Regions from separate parts of the Homo sapiens genome. Here region 2 is linked to region 1. A link is an interaction called in ENCODE POLR2A ChIA-PET data of the cell type or tissue named here. Cell type or tissue: MCF 10A. All regions are shown on one strand. Links, peaks and the distances in the headings refer to the core of each region. The heading gives the core; the rest is flanking DNA. Region 1 overlaps MAML2 (mastermind like transcriptional coactivator 2). Region 2 overlaps MAML2 (mastermind like transcriptional coactivator 2).

Evidence for each region. Peaks named below come from ENCODE experiments on the same cell type or tissue, not always from the same donor. Only the 100,000 strongest peaks of a DNase experiment are listed, where the experiment ranks them.
Region 2: POLR2A ChIA-PET joins it to region 1 with 17 read pairs; 9 of 35 experiments call an interaction of 5 or more read pairs at or near these places.

What each region holds. Positions count from the first base shown.
Region 1 is chr11:96,233,117-96,249,220 of GRCh38, reverse strand. All of the region lies in intron 1 of MAML2 (mastermind like transcriptional coactivator 2), which reads left to right. Among named protein-coding and RNA genes, the nearest start is that of MIR1260B, 100 kb to the left of the region's middle. RefSeq lists an enhancer at 5,525-5,674. In MCF 10A, for the core only: no CTCF peak of the experiment used is centred there; no DNase peak of the experiment used is centred there.
Region 2 is chr11:96,181,657-96,197,760 of GRCh38, reverse strand. All of the region lies in intron 1 of MAML2 (mastermind like transcriptional coactivator 2), which reads left to right. Among named protein-coding and RNA genes, the nearest start is that of MIR1260B, 150 kb to the left of the region's middle. RefSeq lists enhancers at 9,842-9,901, 15,953-16,104. In MCF 10A, for the core only: no CTCF peak of the experiment used is centred there; DNase peaks (open chromatin) are centred at 9,350 and 9,810.

The sequences.
Region 1 (16,104 bases), core at 8,660-11,159:
GGAGAGAACATAAGAGAAAATAGTGCCCCAAAAGGCTAGTGAAGAAAGAACTTAAGAAGGAGGAAGAGTTTATTTGTCAGATAAAGAGTTTGTTGTCAAATACTGCCAATAAATTAGTTAAGCTGAAGACTGTAATTGATCACTGAGTCAGGTGAAAGTCATTGGTGACTTTCAATCAGTGGTGTCCTGGTAAACTGGCTCTCTGAAAAGCAGTGACAACAGCAAAATCCTGATTTGTAGTGTTTACTAAATTTCCCTGTGGAAATATTCCCATCATAGTCAATTTCCAGCTACAAACAGTTTAACAACCAGCTTGCAAAGTTCTTGAATATTTAACAATTAGCTTCTGCTAGTTGCGCCACACACCACCTTAACAGGAGCCATTTTGTAGGAGTGGTGGAGATTGGAGTAGATCCATAAGAAATGAAATGAGAATTGGAGACAGTGAGTACAGACATTTTTAAGGAGTTCTAGTATAAAGAAATAAGGTGGGAACTGAACTATGACATGTAGTCAAGATTTTTTTTTGTATTTTTAAAATAAAAAATACAGTGGCATGTTTGTATGCAGATGAGAATGATCCAATTAGAGGGGGAAATCAATGAAAAAGGAGAAAGCAGGGAGAATTGCTGGGGTGAAGTCCCTGGGTGGGAAAGAGGAGGGGGTTCTAATGCATAGGGAGAGGGTAGTTTCATCTCCAGTAACAGTGTAGTAATAGCAGAGAATAAAAGTAGCCCTGTCCAATTAAGTGTAATGTGAGCCACAAAGACAATGTAAATTTTCTAGTAGCCACATTAAAAAGTAAAACACGCCAGGCATGGTGGCTCACACCTGTAATCTCAGCACTTTGGGAGGCCAAGGTGGATGGATCACTTGAGGTCAGGAGTTGGAGACTAGTCTGGCCAAAATGATGAAACCCCGCCTCTACTAAAAATACAAAATTAGCCAGGCATGGTGGCAGGTGCCTGTAGTCCCAGCTACCCGGGAGGCTGAGGTAGGAGAATCGCTTGAACCTAGGAGATGGAGGCTGCAGTGAGCGGAGATCATGCCACTGCACTCTGTTGCCTGGGCAACAGAGCCAGACTGTCTCAAAAAAAAAAAAAAAAAGTAAAAAAACAGGTGAAGTTAATTTTAATGATTTCATTTAACCCAATATGTACAAATTATTATTAAAATATGTAGTGAATATAAAACCATTAATGGGAAAATTTAATTTTCAAAATCCAGTACATTTTACACTAACAGCACATTTCAGTTTGAACTAGCCAGTTTTCAAGTATTCAACAGTAGGGACTATCATATTGGTGAAGGTGGGTATACATATCAGTTAAGTGGTCAGATGTGTTGGTGGAAGGTTGTTGGTGTGCTGATTGTTTCTATTTTCTCAGTGAAATAGGAATCAAGTTCATCCAGCAACTGGGAGTAAGAATTGGGAAGAAGGTGCTGGAGGTTTAGAAGAGAGAGGAAAAGGTGTGAAGTAGTCATGTAGGAGAATGAAAGAGTTAATGGAACCAGAAGAATGTGCTAGAATGGGTATAGCACCATTGGCCCATTTGAGGTTAGTGGTCCAGAATTTCCAGTGAGACTAACGATGCTGAGTTTGTTTTTCTTCACCATCTTCTGCCTAGCAGGGACAGGGGCAGGGGCAGTGGCAGTGGGCGTCTGCAAAGTGGACAAAGTTGTATTTAAACAGGGTAAAATTGATTGGAAAGCAGATGCCAATCTATCATTCTGGTAAAAAATGCTAAATTTTTCCCATAGGAAGTTTGACCTTTTTCTTTCTGATCTAGGCTTTATGCTTGTGGGTTGGGGTGGGGATATAAGATGTTAAGCAAGAGTGTGTGGGAACTTGAAAGCATAGTGACATTTTTTCGTCCACTGAACTGCTATCTCAGAATTCTTAGCAAATTCTCCAAACTGTTTCTCTAGAGTCACTTAACTGAGCTGTCTGTGCCCTCTTTCCTTAGAGGTGATCAAACTATTTCTGAAGGTTTACTTATTTTTTTTTTGCATGGTCTGAATCTGATATATACTTGTCAAGACTAAATGTGTGTGTTGAGCTGACTCCATATTTGAGGCTAGAAAGACATTAATGAGGGCTCTCTGTTCTCTGCTTGTAACCTGAAGCTGCCAGTCAACAGAATGAATCAGACAGTTTCCAGCAACACACTAAGGTCCTTATGTAAGGAGGATCACACGCAATTTTTGTCTGCAGAATTCCTCTCTGTATAATTATTCTTTTGATCATGCCACACATGAAAAGAAAGGCAACTGGAGTATGAATTATGTCCTTGTTTCACTTGGCATTAACAATAGAGACAGGGTGAGGAGACTGTGAGAACTACTGGTCTGAGGGAGGTGGTTCTCCATTCGTAATTGACAAATGCTGTGTGTGTCCACAACGGTTTCCTCAGAGCCAACCTCAAACTGTATATATTACATTGAACAGTCAACATGGGTAACTACAATCCTGGGTATGATACTGCAGTAAGTGCAGCCTGAACTGTCTCTACTGTGCATGTGGGAACAGTTCATTGTTTGTCACCAAATAATTCAGACATTTGACTCCATTCATACTTTGACTGAAACAATGCAGGAGTCTTCTCACTGGTTTTATACTAAAGAGATTGAGCACTTAATCTGTAGTGTACCTGAAATGGCTTTCAGAATTATCAGTTTACAAACAGAGTTTTTGGATATGTTGAGGAGGTAGATCGCATGCCATCTCCTCTCTGACGCCCTCCTTGACACCCCAGGCAGAAGCAATCACTGTGCTTGATGATGCCTTGTGCTTCCATAGCATTTTGTATGTAGTTCAACCATGTCCCCGAACATGAAATCCCTTTCAGAACTTCAGGGATTTGCATATGATGTTCTTTTGCCTTTTCTACTTATAAACACCTCCTTATACTTCAGAATCCAAAAAATGCCTGTTGAAGGGATGAATGATATGCTCTGTAGAGGAAATGACTTTCCCTGAGTTAATCACTCTTTCTTATGAGTCTCAACAAACTTTCTTATGAGTCCCTATGCTTCATTTTTGTCACTTATCCAGTTCTTAGGATGTATTTACCTGTTGGTCTCTTTCACAAGTCTGTAACTCTTTCCAGCATAGGGACCATGTTTCATGTTGCTTTGTGTCCCCAGTGCCTAGCATAGTACCTAGCACATGATAAGCCTCCACGTTTTTGTTGAATGTGAAATATAAAGAATTAAGCAGCTGGGCACAGTGGCTCACACCTGTAATCCCAGCACTTTGGGAGGTCGAGGGGGGCAGATCACGAGGTCAGGAGTTCGAAACCAGGCTGACCAACATGGTGAAACCCCGTCTCTACTAAAAATACAAAAATTAGCCAGATGTGGTGGCGCACACCTGTAATCCCAGCTACTCAGGAGGCTGAGGCAGGAGAATTGCTTGAACCCCGGAGGCAGAGGTTGCAGTGAGCCGAGATCGCACCGCTGCACTCCAGCCTGGGCAACAGAGTGAGACTCTGTCTAAAAAAAAAAAAAAAAAATTAGGTATGGGTGTGATTCAGGTGAACATAGAAATAGCTTGAGTTAGGGCACAATTTCATAGCCATACAAATTCATATTGAAGCAAGTCAGCAAACGTGGTGCATTTCAGATGAAACCTCAACGTGAAGATATATCAGTTTTAGACCAAAGCAGAAGTTTATATAAAGGATATAAGCTTTTGCCCTGTATACTCAGGAATTAAACTAAAAAGAAATCTACAAATTCATTTATAGATTATTTCAATTTGAGGCCTATAGATATGTGAGAAAGGTTTCTTTAAGGTTTAATGACCAAGTTCCATGTGAGCTCTTACTTGGGAAACAAAATTCTCACATGGCATTAATATACTATAAATTGTGATTTATCAAAACATTCTCATATCCTATCTAGGGTGAAATTTAATATTGCCAATAAACTTTCCACTCGAAAAAAGTGGTAAAAGTGTGCATGCTAAGCATGTTTTGTTTTGGAAAAAAAAAAAAAAAAAAAGAAGGATGACTGTTCGGAAGGCACTTTCCTGAAGGCTCCCTGAATTAATTTTTGCAAATTATTTGGAAAATTCAAAGAAAAATTGTCTTTTGAGAGATACACTGAGTATTATATTTTGTATGTCAGAGGAGTATTGAATTTCTTGTTGATATCAGTTGCATTGGCTTTTTTGGTTTTGCTTGTATTATTCATTGTTTCTACAGTTCAGTATGGATGTATAATCTCACATCTAACATCTGACATTTTAAGATACAGCATGTTCCTTTTGTTTCAGGTGGACAAAATAGATCCTTTTTTTAAGTATTTTGTGCACATCTTATGACTGTGTCTTTCCAAATAATACACATTTCATGTTGGATGGCATGGGTGTGTGGGTGATTGGATGCATGGATGGACAGACAGACGGATAGATGGATGAATGGGTGGATGGTTGAATAGTGTGTGATTGCTCTGAGAGTCCAGGTGCTGGGTTCAAGTCACAGCTTTGTTAACTCACTCCCTGGCCTATAGCAAATGAATGATACAAACCTCTGTTTCTTCAATGTAATCATAGTTCTGTAGAGTCGTAGGGGTGAAATGAAATAATGCATGTAAAGAACTTTGTGTTATAATTGGCACATAGTGCTCAGAAATGTTAGCTATTATTAATATAATAAAACAATAATCGATATATATGGCTATAACCATATAAACCATTTTTAATTTAAGGATGAATAATTACAACGTGTAGATATCATGAATGCATTGATTGTAATACACTTCAGAATACCAGTAATTTTCTAATCATTAGAGTTTAAGCTCTTCTATCCATATATTAGAAGTGTAACAACCACAAGCTTCCTTATCTACTTATAGAATTGCAAGCATAGCTTACATATGAAAACGTTCTTACACGTCATAATAGGGCAGCCAGTTGTATTAAGCACCTTGTCTTATTAAGATACCATTGTTGTGTGCAGTCAAATGTTTGTAGTTTCTTGGTAAGTGCCCTTAAGGCAGATGTCTTACCCTCCAGGGAGACACTGAGGCTCTCAAAAGGGGTAATAATATTTCAAAACATCTGGAACACGGTTTGAGCCATTAGGCCGCACAGCCCCAAGTTTTTATTAATTTGTACTCCAGACTTCACTAGAGGAAAAAGCAGCACGATTTTTAGGCGAAGGAATAAGCCACTTGAGGTCCGCCTCTGAATCAGTTTCACAAAGAAAAGTCCATCAGTGCAGAGGAAGGCCAGCGGACCTGAGTACCTATGTCGTGGTTAAAGAAGGATGACTGGGCCGGGCGCGGTGGCTCACGCCAGTAATCCCAGCACTTTGGGAGGCCAAGATGGGCGGATCACGACAAACCATCCTGACTAACACGGTGAAACCCTTTCTCTACTAAAAATACAAAAAATTAGCCAGGCGTGGTGGCGTGCGCCTGTAGTCCCAGCTACTCGGAAGGCTGAGGCAGGAGAATGGCATGAACCTGGGAGGCGGAGCTTGCAGTGAGACAACATCGCGCCACTGCACTCCAGCCTGGGCGACAAAGCGAGACTCCGTCTCAAAAAAAAAAAAAAAAGAAAAAGAAGGATGACTGTTCAGAAGGCACTTTCAGCTTTTCTCATAGTTTTAACATGTGGGTCTTCCTTCTTGGAGGTATGGGAAAAACAGTCTAAGCCTGATGAGAAAAGGCTGTGGATTTCTCAGGTGATGGCTCTCGCGAGGTCTGAGCCGCGCGGCTGGGGTCTGGCTCCGCGCGTGCCTGGACACGCACAGATTGTTTTGAACTTGAGCAACGCCTCCTGCTAGCTTTCCACCCGATTTCTGTCTGTTCAGAGCTGGCCTCCTCTAGCAGGAAGTGCCTGCCGTTTAAGGAGTGCAGGCAATTCCCGACAGCCAACCCCGCCTCCCCCGCCTCCTTGCTCTGCTTCCTTCTCATTGGTCTGGAGGCCGGCCGGGCCTTATCCTCGCATTTTTAAAATGTCTTCTTTTGTCAGCTTGAGGTTTTCCAGAATTTAAAAGCGGAAAGGAAGAGAGAAGGACAAGGAAGCTATAAAAGACACATTAAATAAACTCTACTGGGAACAAGTGTGTGTGTGTGTAAGAGAGAATGTAACTTTTGCAAGGGAAGTTGGTAGATTGCTTATTATTTTAACAAAGAGGGGGTGTGTGTGTATGTGTATGTGTGTGTGTGTGTGTCCCTGAACTGGAGAAGCAGATGTTTAAAGGAGGCAGCAGGAAGCAGTTCTGACAAATGAAAGGATTTTTGATTGAATTCATGAGCTAAAGTTTCCTGCCAGTAATGCATTCAACCCTAGGCTACATAAAAGAAAAACCTATATAATTGAGGTTTAATTGCTTAACTTTTAAACATGCAACCAGAACAGGCAAGTGTAGCTTCCACAGGTAAACCTAAGTGATGCTGTAAGCTGATTTGGGGTTATTATTTATTGGCACTTCATAAAATTATGATCCTTTCCCCTTTATCATGCTCCTGCTTTTTCAGTGCTTGAGTGCCAGAGTCTATCCCTTATTGTCTGTGTAAGTTAAAATCCTTGGTGCACACTTTTTTTTTCTCTTTAAGCTGTTTCGTGAGCAGGTGCAGATGGCTTTCATGAACTGAGCCAAATGAAATGCTCTGTTTCAGCCTGCAGAAACTAAAGTTTTTAAAAACGGAACAACTGTTTTGTGCTGTACCTATAATTCAACTGGAAAATGTTTTCCCCCTTTTATGATGAAAACTGCCATCTCTGTTTCTCTTACTGAATCTGGTTTATTTACAGCCTTAAGGAAATCTTGTCACTAAAATCCACCCTCACCACTCCTCCAGTATTTTTCAGTCTGATGATTTCACAACCAGAGCCATTGCAAAATAAGAGTACATGGGCATTTTTTTAAAATCCCTAGTGATTTTTATGAAGTTTTTTCCTGTCTTGTTTCTCATTGTATAATTAAGTAAACAGTTTCAGGAATACTCAAAACATTGAGAGTGCTCTACCTTTTCATAAATATAATATGAAATAAATCACTTTATTCATCAAGGGTTTTAATTTTAAACCAAGCAACAGAAAGAGGGGCATCCACTTGGTTTGGTGCTTGCATTGTTGAATCCTCTTGAGAAACAAAGTAAAAAAGTGAATTAACTTCCTTGGATCATAGAAAGCTCTAGTGGCCATGGTTGTGATGAACCTTAGCTTTCTGCTCCAATCACACTTGCATGGGCTCTCATGCAAAGATATATAACAAGTAACCATAACCCAAAGCTGTAATTTTGCTAATTTGCTGAACCCTGAACTGAATAAAACCCAAATATTAATGTTGTAACTGAAGCAAAATATGTTCAAAAATAGACCAAACAAACTAATTCAAACCAGAACGATACTTAGATATTTTCTAAAATGATTGAACAGAGCAAAACTAGAATTTCGAAAACTTCCACAAGTCTAACCTAAAACAAACCAAGGGCCCATTGGTTTGCATCGTTTTATGAGAGCCCAGCAGGAAGTGGAGGACTTAAATTCTCCTCCTCTGTTGACTTCCGCAATCAACACTGTCCCAGGGACACTCACTCTGGCAACAAATGTTCACAGGCAATACCTGTTATGTTGACAGAGAAGCCAATAGGGCAAGGTTTCTTACCCGTGGCACTATTTTCTTTCTGGACTAAGTCCTTTTTGTATGGGGCTGTCCTGTGCATTATAAGATATTTACCAGCATCTCTGGCCTCTACCCACTAGGTGCCAGTAGACCCCTCCCTCCAGTTACAAAAGTTAAAAATATCTCCAGACATTGCCAAATGTCTCCTGGGGGGCCAAATCACCCCCTGTCAAGGACCACTGCAATAGGGGAATAGTCGTCAGCCTCCCACATTGTTTCAAAAGGATTTTTTAGTAGATGTTGGAAAGAGAAGCTGTGCACTGATCTTCCCAGAAGGACCACCTAGTAGGAAATAAAAGCCAGTCTCAAAGTCCTCATTTCAGAGTTGGTTTCTCTGCTAAAGCACTAAATCTTTGATGCTGAGAAGACAATGTATGGTACTACTGTGTGGCAGAACTAGTGAAAATACTGTAAGTTGTTGAAGACATTTGTAAATATATACTATAATAAAAACTCTACCTCACAACAGCCGATGGTGTTGGTGATCAAAAAATAATTGCAGAATCTTCTGATGACACTTCAATTGCTGTTTATCTTCATATTCTGGAAAAATAGCAGAAGAAATAGTTCAACCTATTAGTCTAGTAGTGTTTCTAGTTCACAGCATAGGGAGATGCTGTTTGATCCAGACTGCCTACATACCCTACAGGGAATTATTATATATTTGAGTGCTATTTCAGGAGAATTAGACATCTTAATTATAACTTTTTTAAGTTTGTGTGTATATAGTATATGCTTCTGAAATGAAATTTATAGTTATTCCGTACTTCAATGAGACTTTTCATTTTTATATACTGTAATAGTACCTTTCTGCTGGCAGTTTTCATTTAGTAGGAAGACTAATTTGTACATCAGAGAATTATTTGGAACAGTGGGTCTTGCCAAGATTATAATGTGGTAATTGCATTTAAAATTGAGCTGTGCCAATGCATTGCAAAAATAATAATAAGCCCACTAAATATATAACACTGACACAGACAGTTCATCAGCTTTCTTTTTTTTTTTTTTTTTTTTTTTTTTGAGACGGAGTCTCGCTCTGTCGCCCAGGCCGGACTGCGGACTGCAGTGGCGCAATCTCGGCTCACTGCAAGCTCTGCCTCCCGGGGTTCACGCCATTCTCCTGCCTCAGCCTCCCGAGTAGCTGGGACTACAGGCGCCCGCCACCGCGCCCGGCTAATTTTTTGTATTTTTAGTAGAGACGGGGTTTCACCTTGTTAGCCAGGATGGTCTCGATCTCCTGACCTCGTGATCCACCCGCCTCGGCCTCCCAAAGTGCTGGGATTACAGGCGTGACATCAGCTTTCTTAATATGGAAAAAACAAACCAAATTTTCTATTTTTTGTATGTCAGGAAAAACCTGGAGAAAGAATAATCACAGTATAAAATTGAACAGCTAATTGAGTTTTTGAAATGGTTTATTTTAATGGTGATTTAGCATTCTAAGACACAGACCCTTAGCTTTTGTTTAGCTTTTGTCTTTGAATGTAGCTTCTAAATTGAAGTGCTGTAATAGCCACAAAGAAAAAAGTTATTAGTTAATATATTCTCATAGACTGTAACTGATGATGATGCCTATGAAGCCTATAAGAAAAATTCCCTTAATCTCAATGATCTCTACAGCCACCCTATTCAGAATCAATTGTTTCCCTAATTTGCCAATGGGAATAGTCCAGCTCAGAAATGTTAAGAAGACATGGACAGGTCACCACAACTGTGTCATAGTGGCTGGGAGAAAGGGGTCAGGGGGTGAAGAATACTAACAAATGTTTGAGAACTTACTAATATACCTACATTATTGACCAACATTCATTCTACTCTGGGACATGACCACCACTGCTGCTCTATGACATGGGTGCTATTATTCTATGTCCTAATGATACAATAGACTCCAAATGGAAACTCCAAGTGGACAGTTAGTAAATGGTAGCCCCCAAATTTGAAACCAAGGTTTCTTTCTACTTTTTTTTTTCTTGATTCGCCTGTACTTTGAATTCAAAAACATAAACTCAAGATACATCAATTCACAGTAATTTAGAAACTCTGAATCATGAAAAAAGCATAATCACATTCCAGCCTCAGTTTTTAGGACAACTCAAACTCTGAACATTCTTGATTTCGTCCTAGGAATCTGCCTTTACTCTGAAATTGACGAAAATAGCCATAGGCTTTCTATCAGTCTCTTCTAAGCTTCCTGAGAGAAGTGCTGGTATTGGCAGGTACAGCCTCCAATAGGGGTCAACAGCTATTCACTTCCGTCTCTTCTACTGCCATCACTCAAGGAAGGAAAGAAAAGCCACCTCAGTGGGCTGGAACCTAGAGCTTTTTCTGTCTCCTCCCAAGTATTAAATCATTCAAACCTAACACTATATAACAGCCATTTAGAGAACAGCACCACATTTACTTTATGGCAGCCAGAAGGATTGGGATCTGTTGTATCATCATGTTAAAGTTTAGGAAAGTGAGTATTTAATGGACCAATTCTGACTTTAAAATGTTAGTGTGATTCCCATCTTTGGTTGCAGCTGTAGTTGTTTCAACCTGTCTTTTCCCTAGCTGGCAAGCTTGTGCCTAATCTTAGGTTCAATCCTGGTGTCACAGCTTGCTTATTACTTGGACTTTGGCCAGAATACCTCTTCATTTTCTATTTTCTCCACAGACTTCTGAAACCCAAAGTGGCTACTTACTCCTTTGGACACTGATCCTTCAACAAATCCCTTTTTAAATTCTCTCTTGCTTAGTTCTGTTTCTCCAAGAAGCTTCCATCAACTATATTTCATCAGTGACTCAATAATGTTCTACCCCATTTTGTAAACACATTATTTATCTGACAAGCTCTGTTCATACCAGACACTTGAATAAGCTCACATGCCTCTACATAGCTCTTCTAGTAATTTCTGGCTCATTAAACCTTAGTAAACCCACTTCTACATATCATATCAATAAAGGAAGTTTTGTCTGCAGCGATAATAGCTACAATGGGATCAAACTTTGGAAAAAAGTTATCGATCCAGGAGCTAAACCTAAATGTCATTGTGAGGGAGTTTGCAAAGTGAAAACCATAGCAATCATGGGAATGCTGCAGTAGAGACAGCAAAGTTTGGACTCACAGCAGAAATTTCATTCAAAATTGGGTTCTTTTTCTCTGGTCTCACAAATTATTTCCAGAGGTTAGCCACTTAAGGAAAAATAAATCTTGTCTCACTTGCAAGTAAAGAATGTGTTATTTGACTTGAAACATAACACAGATACACCTTGGCTCAGTTTTGTTTTGTGTCTGATGAGCTTAATATTGCTCTCCTCCTTTATACAAGCCCTTCACTGATTTCATATGTGAGGTGTCCTAGCATGAAATGCTTAAATCAGACTCTGTAATAGTGTAAATGGCAGTTTTATTGTCTCTTCCATATTAATGAAACCCCCAACTAAACAACTAAAGCTCTGTACTAATTGCTTGTCCTGAGAGCTGGGTATTTCAGGTCTAATTCTCTTTAGAACACCAGCTGGCATAGAGTATACAAAAGCTCCTTTGGTTACTTTAACCACTTAAGTACTAATTTGGTGGCACGGAAAGCATTAGACTTTGTCCATACAGGCAGAACAAAGCAGAATATTGAGCAATTTTTCAAATTTTATCAATGTAGTAAGTCAGCTCAGTTGATGTTTCTAGTTAAAACAGATGCTTGAGTTGTCAGGATGCATTCAAACAAAGTGTTTGTTAAAATAAACATTAGCTTAGCAGATTCCTTTCATTGCATCACATTCTAAACAATGAGCAAGGTGTAAACTCTGGAAATCTGTGAGCCTTGAAGAAAGTAGGCGTGCATAAAAGATTATGTAGTTTTCCGAATGTGTTGTATCCACAGCCAGATTCAATACACGACAATTACATATTACATTAATGAATAAAAGTTTGGTCTGCAGTTGCCTGTGACACAACTATCAAATCTTTCAAGCAATGTGAAAGCTGCTATAGATTGAAAAATAAATATTTTTTGGATGTCCACTATGTGCCTAACAGTTTGTTTAGATATTATGGAAACACAGCTTCACTTATCGGGAGGTGACAATTTAATTGGAGTTAGAAAATCAACTCCTGTGAAACAATTATAAAGAAGAAATGAAATGTATTATGTGGTACAGGCTATTAGAGCCAAGGATAATAAGGTGTTAATTGTGCGATAGGCAGTAAGTCTCAAAGGAGTTAAGGAAGGTAGAGATCAACATGGGCTGAGGTCATCCAGGAAGACTTTCAAAACAAACCAACAATTTTTATAAGCCCCTTCTATGTTCAAAGCTTTGTGAGGGCGAGAGAGAAGTGTGATCACAGAGATGGGACTTAAGCAGGATCTGAGAGGATGAGAAGAATACTGACTGGCCAAGAAGAGAAGGTAAATTACTATAAAATACAGAACTCGGGGAGGGGACCGGACAAGGGAGAACCATAGCTACAATAATCAGCTTAACATTGCAGTTCTTCCTTTGAAACTGCTTAGACTGATGCAGATATGCCAGCTTAGATTTTTTAATCCATTTTGGCTCATGCTTGGTCTGCAAAATATTAGCATCCAGTTCAGAGGTTTCTCTGTCAGAAAGAGAAAAGCAGACAGTGCTGTTCTTTGGGATTTTGGAAGATGATCTAGCAGAAATGATAGATGGCACTCACTAGCATCTTTTTCTTGCAAAGAAAAGCACTTATTGAAAACAAAGCTGCCAGCCAAACTATATAATATGTGGTAAAGGCAGAGAGCTCAGTATACCATAGATATTTACTAAGAAGACAGTAACCAAGCTCTGAATGTTATCTGTAGGGTTGATAACATCCAGATATCAATGTTATTATCAACCCTCCAGATTGATGACATATAACAATGTTATATGTTAATATATATTCTCTTTGGGTTTTATAAAAACTCTCAAGCGGCTTCATTTGATAGACTCTCCTTTCTGTTTTAAAATCTAACATTTTAAAGTGAGTACGCATTCATGGTGCTTTCTAAATTCCACGTATGCATATTTCTATTCAAAGTCTCCTACTATGGAGACTAAGAACGAATGATTTCTGGCTCAGAGACTCAAAGATACCCCAAAATACCTTTATTTTCCAGGCAGAAAGAATGTGGGAAAAAAATGTTTATTTGAAAGATACAGACTTTCGGGTTTTAAAATAATAGTTATTAGAACTGAGGTCTAGTGCATTTTCTGATCTCTATTTAAAGCTCCGTAGGTGATTTTGTTTTTAAGATAACATAATATCTCAAATCTTTTATTCTGTCAAGTAGCAATTGCAAAAGATTCTTTGCTGTTGTGAAGATTTTGGAAGAGAGGAGACAATTCTTGCTATACTATCATTTCTTTAATTTGGCAGCTTTATGTCATATGTCTAGAAAGAAGTTGTGTAATGCTGCATATGCCAGTGGCACAGAAGTTTTTGACAGTGAGCAGCCCCATTTCTATTGAAAAAAGAAAGTTTCGCCTTTGTCATGAATTCAAAGTGCTCCTTCAGTGGGATGACTCCTGTCATTTCCCTCAGGGTCCCAGAGCGACAGAGGAGGTAGAGCACTCACTTACCAAAACATGACAGAAAAGAGCATTCATCTCTGGCACAAGTGATGCAATGCATTTCTTGGGAAGGGGGTGCAGTGGGCAGATGTGCTGCCTTGTCTAAAACAGATTTTACTGCTGTTTATAGTTCTCTCTCCAGCTCTAACCCGCAGCTTTCTGGTATGACTGTGATACAGCAGCAAGGGGTTTTACTCGGTACTGAATGCTTGAAATAATGTGAAGTGTTTCAGTGTAAAACCCTGGTTTACATTGAAAAAGAAAGTGTACATCTTACAAAAAGAAAGATGCCTTTTTTAATTGATTTGGATTCCTTTTAAAAATAAACTCCTTTTAAAAATTGAGAGGTCTCAATCCCCTTAGAACACAGACATTTAAAGAGAATTAATAAGGAATAGATGATCACCAGGGCCAGCCCTCCTTACTTTACAAATAAGAAACCAAACCTGAGGAAAGTAATTACTGGCCCAAAGTCACATAGAAGTTTACTGGCAGGATGGAGTGAGTCTAAAATCAAGGTCTCCTGACTTTCAGTTCAAAAGAATAATAGAAGAGGGAAATCATTCCTCTAGATCAGGGGTCAGCAAACTTGTTCTATTAAGAGCCAGAGGGTACATATTTTAGGCTTTGTGGACCATATGACTATTGGCAGCTACTCAACTACTCAGCTCTGTCCTTGGAGCCCAAAAGCAGCCATAGACAATACATAAACAAAAGAGTGTGTCTATGTTCCAATAAAACTTTATTTACAAAAACAGCCTGCAGGCCAGATTTGGCCCTTGAGTCATAGTTTGCTGATGTTTGCTCTGGATCTAAAGGAGAAAATAAGCATGGAAGTCTCGTTGGGAGCTTCTTTATGAGCCACATCCCAAACTTGGTCTGTTATGGAGAATGTCAATTTTTCATAGGTCCAGAGGGTGCTATTAATTAGCTAAAATTGCTCTGACTCAGGCAAAACTGACTCTTTTTATAGCCTTCTTGAGAAAAGGTTGTTTATGAGAATTTCAAAGTATTGAAGAGTCATTTTTCAGGATTGTCTTTGTGTCACCATTGTTCCACTTAAATGTGAAAGATTTATGTTTCTATATTCCTTTTAGAAGTTGAATGCATTCACAACAGGGTGTTCCATTATCAGTGTTAGATATTGTTCACTTATCTCTTAAAAAATTTAAGTACGTATCTTTTTTTCAGAAACACAATTCCAGAGTTGTGGCTTAACAGAAGTTAAAAAATGGAAATGAAGTTAAGTTTTCCTGAAAGGCAACCATATTTGTACAGCAAAATTCCTCTTGGACCATAAAGAAAGCTTGAAGGTGTTTTTTAATTTTGCAAGTATGTGCATGCATATGTGTGCTTGTGTGTGTGTGAGAAAGATAGAGATACAGATAGAAAAAGAGACAGACAGAAAGAGAGGGAGAGACATCTCTGGGAGTGAGTCAAATGGAATACCTACATTGGTGACTGAGTGTCCTGGAATTAAAATCTGCTATCCCATTTTTAAAATGTATGTATGTGTTTATTTATTTATTTATTTTTTGAGATGGAGTTTTGCTATTGTTTCCCAGGCTGGAGTGCAATGGCGTGATCTCGGCTCACTGCAACCTCCGCCTCCCGGGTTCAAGTGATTCTCCTGCCTCCTCCTCCCAAGTAGCTGGGATTACAGGCATGTGCCACCACACCTGGCTAATTTTGTATTTTTAGTAGAGACATGGTTCCTCCACGTTGGTCAGGCTGGTCTCGAACTCCTGACCTTAGGTGACCCGCCCGCCTTGGCTTCCCAAAGTGCTGGGATTACAGGTGTGAGCCACCATGCCTGGCTCTGTTATCCCATTTTAACTGCTTGGTGTGTTCAATGTCTCAAGGTATATTGGAGTTAGATCAGCGTACCCTCACTTGGGCACACATACAGGGTTCTGCTATTCCATATGCATAAATGTTTGAAAAGTGATCCTTTAGGAAGTATATTGTTTTTGCCAGTCTTAATCCAGAAGCAAGACTTAAATATAGGATGGAAAGACATAGGATGGAGACAGTGCTGACTGAGGCAAGAAATGGAGAGAGGGCTGGATTTCTAATTTTGGAGGCCCACCTGGCCACCACTTCTTCTGAGCAGGTGCAGACTACTTCTTCGCTTCTTCTGTTTCATCTCTTCCTCTTGTTCTTCTTCATTCACTTCACTCCTTTTTCTAACACTGAATACCAACTACACGGCAGGTGAAAGAGGTGATGTATCACAACTGGCCTAGGAGAAAATCATTTTGTTTTCTATTTCCTTCATCTCCCATATGCCAAGGTATTATAAAGAATGGGGGTCAGGCATGGTAGCTTATGCCTGTAATCCCAGCACTTTAGGAGGCAGAGGCAGGAAGATAGCTTGAAACTAGGAGTTTGAGACCAGCCTGGGCAGCACAGCAAGACCCCTGTCTCTACAAAAAATTTAAAAATTAGCTGGATGTGGTGGTGTACACCTATTGTCCTAGCTACTAAGGTGGCTGAGGCAGGAGGATCGATTGAGCCTAGGAGGTTAAGCCTGCAGTAAGCTATGATTGCACCACTACACTCCAGCCTGGGTAACAAGAGTAAGACACTGTATCTTAAATTAAGAAAAAAAAAAAAAGAATTTAAGAGTAGGGAAAACACATGAATGTCTGTTTTTTTTCCTGACATAAATGTTGCATTTTTAAAGATAATACTTTTATCTATCTGTGAAGATTGTTTTTTAGAGTGAATGAAAGAAAAATTATTTAAAAGTTTCTTTTACTAGGAATTATTTAGTAAAGCCTCCTTTCCTGTGGTCATGTTAGTCTCTAGAACAAATCCAGTATCAGTATAATAAATAATTTATTGTACTCTAGCACTCAAACTTGCTTTTCTATTGGTGACAGATATTGTTTTTTCTTTG
Region 2 (16,104 bases), core at 8,759-11,258, 52 kb after region 1:
ATAATTGCTGCAATTGCTTATTTAATGATGTGCCTGTTGAGCTAGACTGTAAGCTCCCAGTAGGTAGGGTCTGGTATCCTCACACACTGCACACTTCCTGGCACATAGTAGGTGACTGATCATAATGTTGAACATGGTAGAAGGTAATCAGGCATCAGCTGAAGGGAGATACAGGTTAAGGATGAGAGAGAAGCAATAAAGATACGAGAAATGAGAAATGGAAAACAAATAAGAGATTTTCTTTTGCCCTAGTCCCCCTTATATTTTTTCTGGAGTGGCAGGATTGAAGCATGTGAAACAATTGCTTCTCTGGCTACTTGGATTGCCTCCCAGCCCCCAAAGAGTCAGAGCAACTGTTACAGTGGAATTTGAAATACTAGCTATGTTAATGGAGGTCAGTATTACTAAGGCTGGATTTACAGCTACAAAAAAGTGACCCAGATTTATTTTCTATTACTCAAAATTAGTTATGTCGAAGGAGGAGCAAGGGGCTTCTTGGTCTATAGACTATTGCTAATGTGTCTCTGGACATAAATCTTCTTTGGTTTTCATTATCTATTCTGGAGAAAGCAATGGTGACTCTGAGTAAGTGGGGCAGCAATTCAGGTCTTTACCACACCACATGCAGCATTTGTACAGGAGTAGCTTTGGCCTCCCAGACCTTAGTGACCTGGGCAGGCCACCCATCTCTGCCTTTTCTTGGAGTGATTTTTACAGGCACAGAGTAAACTCCTGCCCTCAAATACCTACTGCCATTTGCTTCCTGATGCTTAACATTCCACATTTATAGAAAAGGCCTCAAATATAAGGACCACAATAATAACACGTGATTTAAATTCACATAGAGATGTACTGGCTCCTATTGAAAAAAAAAAAAAAAAGCCGAGGGTGGTTGGGGGAGAACCATTGGACTATAGAAGGTATAGGTGGGGAGAACAAAAAAAGAATGGTTTGAAACAGAAAAGACTATGAATTCTAAGCAGGCTGAAAAGATAGAGAATAAAATACATTTAATTTATAATTTTGCTTAGCCTTATTTACCCTAGACATTACAGACAGAAGTGATTTCTTGTTTAGGGTTTAAGGGGCAGCCGAGAAGTAATACAGACCTAAGGAGTGAACCTCCTGCTACCAGCATGGGGAGGGGGCATCCCCTGTTATTCACTAGAGCTACTGTGGTATTCTCCAGCCTGGTATTGCCCGTAAATGGGCAAGACACACAGCTTTGCATTTGCATTATTTCTGATTGACTTCAATGGTCAATCCCTGCATGTGATTTTTTTACACGTCTCCTTTTCTGTATCCACGGATCATCAGAAAGTCGATATCCAGGAAAACAAGATAGCATTTCCCCAAGAGGAGGGGTTTTATGTTCATGCAGCCCAAAACAGTGGTCACTTTGAAAAAGGTTTTTTAAGCCGAGTCCTTGTCTGAAGCTGACTGAAAATGACAAACCTTTCCTAAAATGAAAATCACCGAAGCAACTGGGATGAACTATTTATCTTCCTGATCACTGCAAGGAAACACACGAACAATGATCTCATTGTATCCTCCATTTTGATTTTTAAAGGCATGCATTCACTAATAATGTGTGTAGAAAACATTAATTAACAATAGTCACTTTTACTTACATTTACTCTCTAACAATGTAATTGTTAGTTTACTTTTTTAAATGTTCAGTTTCTTCATCTTTGTTGCAGATATGTATCTATGCAAGGAAATGATACATTTTAAAATGTATAGATAATCAGAGAGGTTTAATTCTCTTGACATATACAATAACAGTGTTTCAATTCTATAAACACAACCCACTGGTACTATTAACCTACTTGCTTTAGGGATTAAGGGAGAGAGAGAACATTAACTCTTTTGTGACTTACTGTAAATCAGCACGAGAGGAAAAAATGGTGGAACATGTCGTTTTTGCTACATGGATAGTAGTTTGGTAGTCACAGTATAATTTTCTCATAAACTGCTAATAGCCCATTTGCAAGTAAACAGATCTGGCCCTTGCCTTTTGACCAAGTCTAAAAGACTTTACAATTATATGCACACAGGTCGTCCATTCTATGGAGGTATAAGTCCTAGTTGGTTACCTGGTGCAAGTTTCACCTTGCTTCTTTTGGATCATAGTATATCATGCCTCACTCTTTTTCTGCTTTCTGCCTGTATGTTTCGTAGCAGAGATTGAGTCAATATTTTCTTGGTGAAACAGACACCCAGAAGGCACAGAGAATTTATATTTAGTTTTCTGAGTTTTTGAACTGATGAAAGAATCACATTTGTCTTCCTCTGTATTTTTCTGGATGGATGAAGAACTCTGCAATCCCTGGGTTCTTGATGGAAGTTCTTCCTCTGAGCTTTCCTCCTTCAGCCACTTATCCCCTTTGGGTGCTCTTGGGAAAATATTCTTACCCCACACTGAAGCTCCCCAGTACTATCAAGCAGTGAATTTAGGTGTTCCTGTAAACATGGGTAAAATCTAGGAGAGCACTGTGGCTTAATGTGTAGATTCATAGGGCTTTGCAGAGAGTGACACTGTTTTTCTTTTCTTTTCTTTTCTTTTTAATTTGAATGCATGAATATTCAGTAGGATGACTTGTGGTTCTATCAGAGGTCAAGTCAATAGGAGAAAGAAAGCCTATGACTGAGGTAAAATGTGAAGTAGAAAGACTTGGTTTATATAACTTAGATGTCTATACTGTTCAAAATGCTTAGCTCTTCTAATTTCATTTGCCCTCATAGACACAGTCAGAAAAACAAGTTCAAGATGTGAATATTTTTAATCTGTTTTCCAAGCATATGTATCAAAGAATGGTATCTATTGTCATTAAGAATTTTTAAGCCTTTCATTCTAAATATAAAGCCTCACCTATTTGACAGTGTTCCTTTAAATGTCAGAGAAGCTGGAGAGGTTGAGGGGCAGGGAGGGATCATGAATTGAACCTCAGAAGGATTTTAATGCTTTCCCTTCGGTGGTGCCTTTTCTTCCTGAGAATAAAGAAAGGGAAAGGAGCCAGTGGACTCAGCCCTATAGCAACATTTTTCCCCAAGGAATTTTGTATTTAGTTCTTGTGCCTTTGGCTAATAAAGAAGAGGCACATTTAGCTCCTGTGAACAAAAGAAGGCAACATTTCAAAATGTGGTTATTTTGCTTGTAGATTTTCTAGATTTTATCTCATCCAACTCAGGTTGTAAACTAAAGAGAATAAATTATTTAATCCAACAAATTTATTCTTTCCCTGCAGTAAACTGTTTTGCATAAAGGAGGCTTGTTTTTTGCTCAGACAAAATGAAACAGGAAATTATCTAGCAGATTCAAACAGAGGAGAGAGTCACTCTACAAAATTTGAGCCCCTAGCTACTTCCTTTTCCAAATTATCTGGAGAGTTCTCTAAACACTCACCTTTACTTTATTCATATGTAAGCTTCAACTATGTATACACAGTATTGCCAGTTCAGACACTGGGACTGAAGTGACCCATTAATTGAATAGCCCGACCTGTCTAGTTAATCACCACTTCCCACTCCCCAGACTGCCCACCCCAGCCTCCAGTTCAATTGACCATTTGTTTGCATGAATGTATTGAACTGACCACCTGGCCAGCTATTAGAGTCTCGGCCTTTCTTTTATTTCTGCAACTATAATTTTTTGTTTCTTATTTTGAGGCCAGTTCTAGATCGTTTACCATTTGACGGATAGGCCTATGCTTTGTCTCATTGAGTTCCACTTAGACAAACAGTAAGAAGGACATAAAAAGGATGCTTGGATCTTGATAGTAGGAGATTGGGATCCTCTCCACTCTGGGCACTCTCCCCTCTGCAGACACTGCTACAGTGAGAAGTAAAAAGGAACAAAGAAAAGAGAAATGAACCATATGGTGGTAGAATTTGTCAGCTACTTTTGATATGTTTCTTAAGATGCAGGTCAAAGTAGTATACACAGACATTTAAAAATAAGGAGACTGTTTGGCTAAAGTAAATGGATAAGTCAAATATGTGTTTCTTGCATTTCATAAGAAAAAGGATAAAAACTAAAGAAAAATAAAGCATCTTGCTCTTCAAAGAAAAAATTCCTTTTTTTTTGTTACACGGGAGAGCACTTCATTTGAAATTGGTAAATATATTGCTGATTTGCATATGTTCCAGAAAATACAATTTGTCTTTTTGAATCACACAGAATTCACTGTTTTATTACTGTGTCTTCTTATTTCTGGAGCTAAAGATGTTATACAGATAGGATAGCTCACTAAAATCTATCAGCATATCTTTAACGTAGTGTTCTGCCAAGTAGAGATTGCAAACTGATCAAACTGATAGTGTCTTTCTAGCTGTGGAAACACAATGCCACACAATTTCTATTCCCCAGACACATTTTTTTTTGTTGTTGTTGAAATGGAGTCTCGCCCTGTCGCCCAGGCTGGAGTGCAATGGCATGACCTCAACTCACTGCAACCTCCGCCTCCCGGGTTCAAATGATTCTCCTGTCTCAGCCTCCTGAGTAGCTGGGATTACAGGGGCACCCACCACTATGCCCAGCTAATTTTTGTATTTTTAGTAGAGATGGGGTTTCACCATATTGGTCAGGCTTGTCTCAAACTCCTGACCTTGTGATCCGCCCACCTCAGCCTCCCAAAGTGCTGGGATTATAGGCCTGAGCCACCGCACCCGGCCCCAACACCATACTTTAATCAGTGGAAGATGGCAAGAGCCAGAGAATGAATAAAATGTTTCCTGAACCACTTATTTGGGTATTAATCGTACACCCACAATGTGATTCCTAGAGTTCACAGTCTAATAAATTATTTTAAGGCATACGCTCCACCAGAATTTTGATTTTAAAATAGTTCAATTCTGCTGCACACAAAGGCAGTGTCAGATAGCTTGCACGAAGCAAACCAGGTAAATCTCCATGATTCACGGTCACTAGGCAATGTCTAGTTGCAGTTGATCATTCATGCTGGCATATGTCCCAAAGATAGGGCATCCTAAGTATAGATAACCGGCCTGCCCTTAATAAGACTGGAAGGCAGTCTTATTCTGCCTCCAGATAATTTGAAGACTGAGAGTAGTTAGAAGGCGTCATTCCAAGGAATGCTAGCATATAGACAAATTTCTTCCTGATCTTTTGAAAACAATTATCTTCAAACAGTTTGACTGTGCTAGCAAGACTTAAGATGGAAGACAGGGACATGATTATAAAATATCAAAATTCCTCATCATAGATCACCTCCATTTTTCTTAGAATCATAGATTCTTATGATTGGAAGCATCCTTGGAAGTCTTTGTACATTTAAGAAATCTGTGTCCCAGTGATATTAACTCCTGACCTAGCATTCTGCACCTGATGGGCTCCTTCTTCCTGGGACACAATTTAGGGAAACAGACCTGTCACAGTGACGTTCCTTGTTATGAAGGATCACAGCTGGGAATTCTAAGAACTTGGTCTTGGAGAGCTAGCAAGTGTTGCATGCACCTTTTCTCAAAAGTGAGAGCAAATCGCATTCTTCCCAGAAACCACATGATTCCCTAACTGCCCATCCAACCCACCATGTTTTAGTGCCCCAGGTTCCCAGCCCTGTTTTCCAGCCAGCCTCGACCCTCGGCTTTGCAGAAAGCTCACCCTCACTTGACTTCAAAGCCTCTACTTTCCTCCTTTAGACTCTGCTTATCCATGAGATGGGAAACTGCAGACGTGTAACCTTCACATAGTTAGGATTTGTGGGAAAATACCTTGTATACTACCCAGTTGGAAAGCGTTCATTGCGGGAATTCCTGCCAGAACAGCCCAATCCAGTGGCCTTCCAGCTGGATTTCAACACTGTCACTGACAGAACTCACATGATGATCCATTTCCTGAGTCTCTTCTCTTACAACTCCATGTGTTGGTCCTAGACAAGAACTTGGGTCTACATCCAGTTAGCTGAACCTCCTTTCACATAGTAGAATTTCAACTAATTCCATTCTTTTGTGGTTTTTTTTTTTTTTTTGAGACAGAGTTTCGCTCTGTTGCCAGGCTGGAGTGTAGTGGTGTGATCTCGGCTCACTGCAAGCTCCGCCTCCTGGGATCACGCCTTTCTCCTGCCTCAGCTTCCCGAGTAGCTGAGACTACCGGCGCCCGCCACCATGCCCGGCTAATTTTTTATATTTTTAGTAGACGAGGTTTCACCGTGTTAGCAAGGATGGTCTCCATCTCTTGACCTCGTGATCCAGCCACCTCAGCCTCCCAAAGTGCTGGGATTACGGGCTGAGCCACCGCTCCCGGCCCTTTTTTTTTTTATTATTGTTATTTTTTTGAGACGGATTCTCGCTCTGTCGCCCAGGCTGGAGTGCAGTGGTGTGGTCTCGGCTCACTTGCAAGCTCTGTCTCCCGAGTTCAAGCGATTCTTCTGCCTCAGCCTCCTGAGTAGCTGGGACTACAGGCATGCGCCACCACACCCAGCTAATTTTTGTATTTTTAGTAGAGATGGGGTTTCACCGTGTTGGTCAGGATTGTCTCAATCTCTTGACCTTGTGATCCACCCGCTTCAGCCTCCCAAAGTGCTGGGATTACAGTCGTGAGCCACTGCGCCCGGCCTAGTTCCATTCTTATGCTTCCCCTTTGATGACTCCTCTACTACCTAAAAATCCTCACTTCTTTGCATCTTTCTTACATAATAGTAGTTTAGACTCTTTCTGCATCTATAGCCTGGTATTTCCTCTGAACAGGTATCAGTTTGGCAATCCTCCTTCTAAAAGGGGGTACACAAAACTGAATGCTATGTTGCCAATATGGTGTGACAAGAAGAGATTAGAGAAAGACTAACCTTATAAATGCAACCTCAGATTACATTAATTGTTTTGGCAGCTACATTGATTGACTAGTATTGAAATTACTGTCAGCTAAAACTCCCTGTACCCCATTGTCTCTTTCACAATAGGCCCTCAGTAAAAATTTGATAACTTGAGTTACATTAAATGTTTTTACACATGAGACCCCCTGCTAGATCACTTCTCTCCAATTCTGCTCATTTTGTACAACTGATATTTTATGTCCATGAAGAGGGATTTACATTTATCCCCGTTAAATGTCATCTCTTTAGGGCTGGCTCATAGTTTCAGTTTGTTGAGATCATTTCTATCCTGATTGTTACCCCAAATATTTTTATTGGCCCCAGTTCCAGGTAATTGATAAATTTATTCTGCATGCGTTCATAAATTTCACTAAGTCATCAACACAAAGTCTTCTGTAAGACTGGGAGACATCAGCTCCCTGCCTTACCATAAGTGACCTGTGGTTTGTCATTCTTTCATGGATTGGCTGTAGATATGGATGTATAACTCATTACAAATCCATCTAAAAGAGGTGGCTAGTAACATCATGGATTCTGTGGGCCAGTAAACCTTGATTTCAAAATTTCATTCTTCCCCTCATTAACCTTCCCTGGGACAAGTTCATTAAACTTTCTCATGAACAGATCCCCTCATCTGCAACAGTACTTCCTTTCTAGGGCTGTTGGGTGGATTAAATGAGGTAATGCCTAAGAAGTCTGGATCAGTGCCTAACACATGTATATCCACCATCAATCTCTCCCCAAAAACCTCACCTCACATCAAATGTCCACATTTTGTATACTAGGATATTGCAGACTCCATGTTCATCACTAAAACTAAAAATTCAGTGCTCTATTAACATGTCTTCATCCATGTTGGCTTTTAAAGTTTCCTCTTAACAAATTTTCAGTGTGAAATCATTCCTTGAAAAAGGGAGTAAAAAAATAGGAATTAAGATTTTTTTTATCTTTGTGTCATCTAGTGACACCTACTTTTAACTTCAGCCATATACAATCCTAGATTCTTTGGCTCTGAACTTTAGAAGAAAAATTCTTTTAGTCCTCTTCAATATTTTAGAATAATAAATTAAGCCAACTGAATAAAAATATAAGTATCCCAGTTCCAGTTTTTAAAGCTATTTCCTCTTGTGATGGATTCTTTTCTGAATGAAGAATTAGCTTCCCACAGATGTTCCTGAATATTTCAGCAAGGACACCTACAATCAGATCTAAACAACCAAAACAAAATGCCCAACAAACAAAGTAGCAAGTAGATTTCACATTCTAATAGCTTATGTTGTATGTCCACAGAATGAATATAATGAAACATGACATGAATGAGTAAATCTGTCAGAAGAAAAACAGATTTGCTGTTGCAAATTAACTAGTAGTGCTGCAGTTTCAAAGCTGTAGATTTTCAGTTACCTGAAATTAGTCATAGTGGTAAGAGACTACTTTTCTTTCTAGTCTATCCCGCAATAGTGTTTAAGCTTATTTCAGGTATTTCAAATGGAGAATTCAAAGCATCCACTTTAAATGAGTCTTAAAAGTCTATTCTCTTCTAGGAGTAACTATTGGTATGTAAAAACACTACATTAATACATAAAGATTTCCTAGGAAGTAAATTATAAGCACGAAACTTGTGCCATACAAAATGGCTACTTGTTTAAAAAATTGTTCAGAGAAGTCAGATTAGGTCCTATTGGCTATAATTGGATAATGGAAATCCATTTTATATGCATTACCAAACTCTCATCAAATCATACCTCAAGGCACCAAGAGGCAAATCACCTCTTGTATTAAACTAGATATGGCCGGTGAATAATGGGTGCAGAGGTGGTCATTTCCATGAGTGGAACCAGATATAGAAAAAAAAAAACAAAACAGTTTCTAGCATTGAGCTAGAAGCTTCTCTTTACTAATAAGATGTGACTGAATTCCAGGAATATTTGTTCAGTTAAAAGAGTAATGGTTTCTCCTCAGTGGCTCTTTGGACATTTGAAATCTTTTGCTTATTTGTTTAGCAGAATTTTTTTTTTAATGTTGAACAAATGCACAGCAGCTTTGGTGGTGCTCTGACCAGCCCCATAGAATGCTGCCTCAAAAGTTTTTCCTGTGACACTTCCTTTCAGAGATGTTTCACATGTGCTTTTTTCCTTCTGCCCACACTCTGTGTTCACCACCAACTTTCCATTGTCAGTCCCCTCCCACACACAATTTCACTCTCTCATACACTCCCTGAATCTTACAGCAGCTCAAACTACCACTCACGTTTTCATTACATTATGGGAAAGGAAAAAAAAAAACTGACTTCCTCAAAAAGGACATAAAGTTCATTTTTTAAAGGACTTAACGTTTTCAAAAAGATTTTCTTTTGTAAGATCTCCTCATTCCTGCCTGTTGTACTTGCCATAATAGGGACATACAGGCTTTCTCTTTGCTTGTGGGACCCCCAAGCCATTTTTCTCTGTTGACTGGTTTTCTCATCAGAAGTTCTTAATTATGAGTCAATAAAATAATACTCTACAGTCACAGCCCCAGGGAAGGGAAGGATTGCTTAAGTATCTAGGTTATTCAGGGAAGGATGGGGGTAGAGAGAGATGTGTTGGCTTTCCATTTTCTATTCAAGCAAAAGCAGTTTTAAAATCTGAAATTAGAAAGGTTATAGGAACTGCTTAAATCAGACTTTCATGTCTGTGTTATAAGCTTCCAACTTGGGAAAGCTTAAGAAAAAGAAACCTAAGGTTTCAAACATGTGCTTGTTTCAAAGCACAAACTTGGCGACTTCTCACATTGCTTTCACTAAACCTAAGAGTTCTCATACAAGTGAGGTCTGTTTTCATCACTTTCCAGCAAAGATTAAATAGCAGGGTGCTGTAGTGATGATTCTGGTTACTGAGATTTCATTGCCAAGTCAGAAACATCAGAGGGACAACTCCATTTAACCATAGGCCAAAGATACCTCTGCCACATGAAGGCCAGGCCAAATGCCAGCCGAATGAATCAGTATGCACAGTGCTGGAGTCAGAAGCAGACACCTCTTCTGGAGTGCTTAGTCCATAGACTGGAGTGAAAAATATCAGAGCAGAGGAGAAGAACAGTAATAGGTGGACATTCCTAAACACGACAGTTATTTAAAACTTTTTTTTTTTTTTTGAGACAGAGTTTCACTCTGTCGCCAGGCTGGAGTGCAGTGGCACGATCTCGGCTCACTGCAACCTCTGCCTCCCTGGTTCAAGCGATTCTCCTGCCTCAGCCTCCCGAGTAGCTGGGGTTCCAGTCACATGCCACCATGCCCAGCTAATTTTTGTATTTTTACTAGAGATGTTGGCCAAGATGGTCTCCATCTTCTGACCTTGTGATCCACCACCCTCGGCCTCCCAAAGTGCTGGCATTACAGGCGTGAGCCACCGCACCCGGCCTGTTTAAAACTTCTTACTCACTTTGGATAAATGATGCTGGGAGTTCAAGCATTTACTTCCAAGACAACCTGGGATAGGATCAGCAGTGATTCCTTAAGTGAAGCTACGTTTATACCTCAATTCTTTTGTTTATTCATTCATCTGTTTAAAATAAAATATTTCTAGAATACCTACTAAGTGTCAAGAAAATACCAAATATATTTCTTTTGGCATCTAGGTAATGAGTTAATTTGAAAGTCTGAGAAAACCAGCAATCTGGAATAACAGTGGCTTTTATTAATCATCTGCTATGTGCCACATTTTATATGTTATCTCATTTAGCTATCACACTTAGCTTCTAAAAAAGATGGGGAGAAAGTATCCAAATGAATGTGCAGAGACAACTTGATTCACAGAGGTAAGAAAGACCCCTCAGACACCCACTGAAGATACTGGGAATTTCAAATAAGGTTAAAGGTACATTACTCAGGGCACCAGGAATGTTCAAAAAATGGACCACAGTTCAGTAGCAAGGAAGCCTCTAGGCACTATTCACATTTGTTTGAGTCACAATTTTAAAATGAGTGAAACTTGTGTCTTTGAATTCAGTATCATTTACCAAATCATACTGTGCTTGTGATATTTGTGCATATGGTAGCCTCTGTGTAAAAAGCTTCTCTCTATGAGATACACTGGCTAATAGTTGTTAAGGGGCCCGGCTCTAAAGCCAGGGGCTATTGGGTTCAAACTGCCACTCTAACACTCACCTACTATGTAGCCTTGAGAAAGTGATTTCAAGCTCTCTCTATCGGTTTCTCATCTGTAAAATGAGGATAATGCTACTTCCTACATAGTGGAGTTGTGAAAATAAAATGCATGTGAGTTACTTAACATAGTAGCCAACATTCACAAAATAATTATCATTGCATCTGCCCCTCTTTTCATCACATTTTTTTTTGAGACGGATTCTCACTCTTGTTGCCCAGGCTGGAGTGCAATGGCACAATCTCAGCTCACCGCAACCTCCACCTCCCGGGTTCAAGAGATTCTCCTGTCTCAGCCTCCTGAGTAGCTGGGATTATAGGCATGCACCACCACGCTTGGCTAATTTTGTATTTTTAGTAGAGACAAGGTTTCTCCATGTTGGTCAGGCTGATCTCAAACTCCCGACCTCAGGTGATCCGCCCACCGTGGCCTCCCAAAGTGCTGGGATTACAGGCGTGAGCCACTGCACCCGGCCTTCATCCCACTTTTATAGTACACTTTTGTGTATCTGTTCTTTCTAGGGACTCAAAAAAGTACTTTGATTCTCCTGTGATTTGATAGGCAATTTGTAAAAGCTAATATTTAATTCATTTAGGAGCAAAACCTAATTATGCTTTATTGCTGTATAATTTCCTCTAGTGTGCAGGTATGTGATGCAGCTTATTAAAGTAAGAAAGTAAACTATGCTGTCTATCAGAATGGGAGAATTTGTGGGTTCTATACACTTGGGGTCCTCAAACTGTAAGGTGTAAATAAATCCTAGGTCTCGTTAAAATGCAGATTCTGACCCAGTAGGTCTGGGGAGGGGCTGGGAGTCTGTATTTGAAAGGTGCTTTCTGTTGGTACCTATGCTGTGGATCTGTGCACCACGCATTGATGCTATACATATTACATTAAACTGTGCCTCATCTGGATTGTGGCACAAGGTAAAATAGATGCAGGCTATCAAGGCTGAGAAAAATGTATAAAAACAAAGACCAGAAGACTGGAGGGCCCAAAAGAGGTGATGCATACACAAGGTTCTAAAGCCCAAGTCTGGACTCCATATGCACATTCAAATTTGAGGAACACTGAGCAGTAACATGCAAATCACCTGAGAATCTTGCTTAATCAGCTTCTCATTCAGCAGGTCTGGGGGAGAGGCTGAGAGTCAGCATTTCTTGCAAGTTCCCAGGTGATGCCAGTCTGCGGCCCACATGTTCATCTAGACCCCAAACTAGTAGCAATGTGTGTGGACAAGGCTGGGTAACAGGCATGAACAATCCTCCAGTCATGAGTAATTTCCTTGAGAGCAGTTGTTTTCTGTGGAAGACCCAGCGCTCAGCCTCCATGAACATGGTCGAGCCTCCCTGGAAAACACTGCCCTCCTATGCTAGCACCTGTGAAAACATATTGGAAACAGGCTATAAAGAGAGAAAAACCTACAGTGTGACACCTGGTCAGCCCACAGCTGTGCAACTGAGAGAAAGCAGACTGGTTTTAACACTTCACTGCTCCTTTTCTAGAAAGGCAGTTCCACCAAAGTCCTGTTATTTCTGACAACTGCGTGTAACCAAAAGTCCCTGAGGTGGTTGTAACACAGATGGAGTTTTGTCCTGAGTTTTGTCACTACGATAAGGAGCTCCACTGAGAGCAGCTCAGCCTCGGTGGACCATTTCTCACTCATACATCTCATAGATTTCTTTAAATCAGAGCACTCAAAGTCTTTATGTAGTGGATTTTGGGTGCCAATTGGATGAATAAAATCTAAACAGTATGAGGAAGGAACTCTTAAGTTTCTTCATTTCTTCCTATGATAGTTCTTCTGAGAGGGAGAAAAATCACAAACCCTCCCCAAATGACTTAGTGCCCAAGAGCGAATCCTAGACAAATTTAAAAAACATTTTTTGGGCTGGGCGCAGTGGCTCACGCCTGTAATCCCAGCACTTTGGGAGGCCGAGGTCTCACTTTTGGATCACGAGGTCAGGAGGTCGAGAACATCCTGGCTAACACGGTGAAACCCCGTCTCTACTAAGAATACAAAAAATTAGACAGGTGTGGCGGTGGGCGCCTGTAGTCCCAGCTCCTCGAGAGGCTGAGGCAGGAGAATGGCGTGAACCTGGGAGGCGGAGCTAGCAGTGAGCCCAGACAGCGCCACCGCACTCCAGCCTGGGAAACAGAGTGAGACTCATCTCAAAAAAAAAAAAAAAAAGTAAAATGACTATATTCAGAGTTGCTTGCATTCCATTTGGAATTTGAATAATCCATAGGCTCTGAATTATAAAGGGTTGAAATCGCCACCTTTACCATTGTTCATGCATTATTTTTATTTATTTATTTATTTATTTATTTATTTATTTATTTGAGATGGAGTCTCGCTCTGTCACCCAGGCTGGAGTGCAGTGGCATGATCTCGGCTCACTGAAACTTCTGCCTCCTGGGTTCAAGTGATTCTCCTGCCTCAGCCTCCTGAGTAGCTGGGATTACAGGTATGTGCCACCACGCCCACTAATTTTTACGTTTTTAGTAGAGACAGGGTTTCACCATGATGGTCAGGCTGGTCTCGAACTCCTGACCTCGTGATCTGCCCACCTCAGCATCCCAAAGTGCTGGGATTACAGGCGTGAGCCGCCGTGCCCAGCTTTATGCGTTTTTTTCTAATGTTGCTTTTTAGGGCTTTGCTTGGCCTGACCCAGTGACAAGAGATGTAGTGCTGCCCGGGAGTACCATCCTCAAAGGACAGAACTGAGTGCATAATCTCTCCCTGTTCAGTAGAGTGCAAATGCAAACTTTTGGCCTCCACATATTTGAGGTAGCTTTTCCATAGTTGGTCCAAAACAAACCTGCAGATTTATTTCTGAGTCCCACATCTAATTCTAGTAAATGTACTGGGTATGCTCATTTCAATTAGATAATATATTAGTAAAAAGTTCAGTAGGAAGGTAGGAAAAGCATGCTTATTAGGTTATAGAAATAGAGAAAAACAGTCATGTAAAAATGCAAAGTTGGGAGTATGTGGAACTCTGTAATTTCTTCACAATTTTGCAGTAAACCTAAGACTGCTCTGAAACATAAAGTAATAATAAAAGAAATGGGCTGGGTGTGGTGGCTTATGCTTATAATCCTAGCACTTTGGGAGGCTGAGGCGGGAGGATCATTTGAGCTCAGGAGTTTGAGACCAGTCTGGGCAACACAGGGAGATCCCCCTGTTGCTACAAAGATTTGAAAAAAAAAAAAATCTAGCTGGGTGTGGTGGCATGTGCCTGTGGTCCCAGTTATCAGGAGGCTGAGGTGAGAGGGATTACTTGTGCCCAGGAGGTCAAGGCTGCAGTGAGCTGTGATTGTGCCACTGTACTCCAGCCCTGGCAACAGAGAGAGAACCCTTGTCTCAAAAGAAAGGGGGGGGGGGGAGGAACGGAGGAAGGGAAGGAGGAAGGAAGAGAGAAAGAGAGGAAGAAAAAAGAAATAAAAAATCTAAAATTCATGACTTTGGAAAATATAAGCAAATATGCTGAATATAGAACATGTATAGACATGATGTTCAAGGCCAGGTGCAGTGACTCGTGCCTGTAATCCCAGCGCGTTGGGAGGCCGAGGCGGGTGGATCACTTGAGGTGAGGAGTTCAAAACCAGCCTGGCCAACATGATGTAACCCTGTCTCTACTAAAAATACAAAAAATTAGCCAGGCGTCGTGGTACACGCCTGTAGTCCCAGCTACTTGGGAGGCTGAGGCAGGAGAATCACTTGAACCTGGGAGGCAGAGGTTGCAGTGAGCTGAGATCATGCCACTGCACTCCAGCCTGGTGACAGAGCAAGACTCTGTCTCAAAAAAAAAAAAAAAAAAAGAAAAGAAAGGATGTCCAAGAAGAAGAGCTTCCAAAAGTTTTCTATTGCTACATCATAATTAACGGGTATGATAGCGACAACAAAAAAAAACTCTGTTCCTCTAGTGGATGGTAAGGAGATCTCCATCCCATTCCTTCTCCAGCGAGAGCAAACATCTTGACAAGGAGCATGTTGAAATGAAAAGAACAATTTGCTTAGAGTGAGACCTGAGTTTGAATCTCAGGTATGCCCTCTTACTAGCTGTGTGGACTTGTGCAAGCTACTTAACTACTTTGATCTTAAACTTTCTCATCTATAAAACAGTAATAAGGACATACACATGATGGCATTATTATGGGGATTAAATAAAATATTGTTAATGAAAACACTAGCCAGTCTGTGCTTAGCTAATGTTTGTTGAATTTAACCTGCTTCTAGTAGCAATACCCTGCCTTTGTGCTTTAATTCTACATCTAGTAGCAATACCCTGCTTTTGTAGTTTAATTCTATGATGAGGGAAATCATGTCAATCAGATGAGAGGTCAATTTGTGGGGAAGGAAACCAGGGAAGACATGAAACCTGTTGGTACATAGGCAAGTGCCTAGCGATCTGCCTGATACACAGTAAGCCCTAAATAGATATTTGTTGAATGCGTAAGGCTCTGGACTAGGAGTACCTAAAATTTCATATAGTTGGTTGTTTTTATCCTCAGACCCATTGTTTCGATATTTGTAGAACATTACATTTTCCAAAGTGCTTTTATACCTATTTAACAAAGCAAACAAACCAAAACCTGGGAGGCAGGTAAGGCAGACCTTATATTCAATTTTATAGAAATTAAAACGGAGGCACGCAGAGAATCACACAAGAAACTTCAGCAAAGGAGTAGGACTAAAGCTCAGGTCTTTGAATTTACAATCCATTTTCCACCACGTCTTTTGAAAATTAGTTTGTCTTTTTTCCTCATACCTACTGCAAATGAAAAAGTAATTCTAACATTTAAGGGAGCCAAGATGAGACATAAAACTGAGTTTAGGAAATTTACAATAAAAGGGAAGATTTTCGCTGAATTAGATAGTGGTTGTGATATTATATAAAGAAAAAAATGGCTGAGGACAAATGTAGAAAAGAATTGATCAGTGATCGTGCATTTCACTAAAGCGTTCTATTGCTTTAGTGAAGCATACTCAGTATCTTCAGTATCAGTAGAAAAGATACTCAGTATCTTTTCAGTTTGGGATATGATGGTCACTGATGGCCATCAGCATTCATTGCCCAGTGTGTGAGGCCACTATGGATGAGTGTTGACTATTAATGACC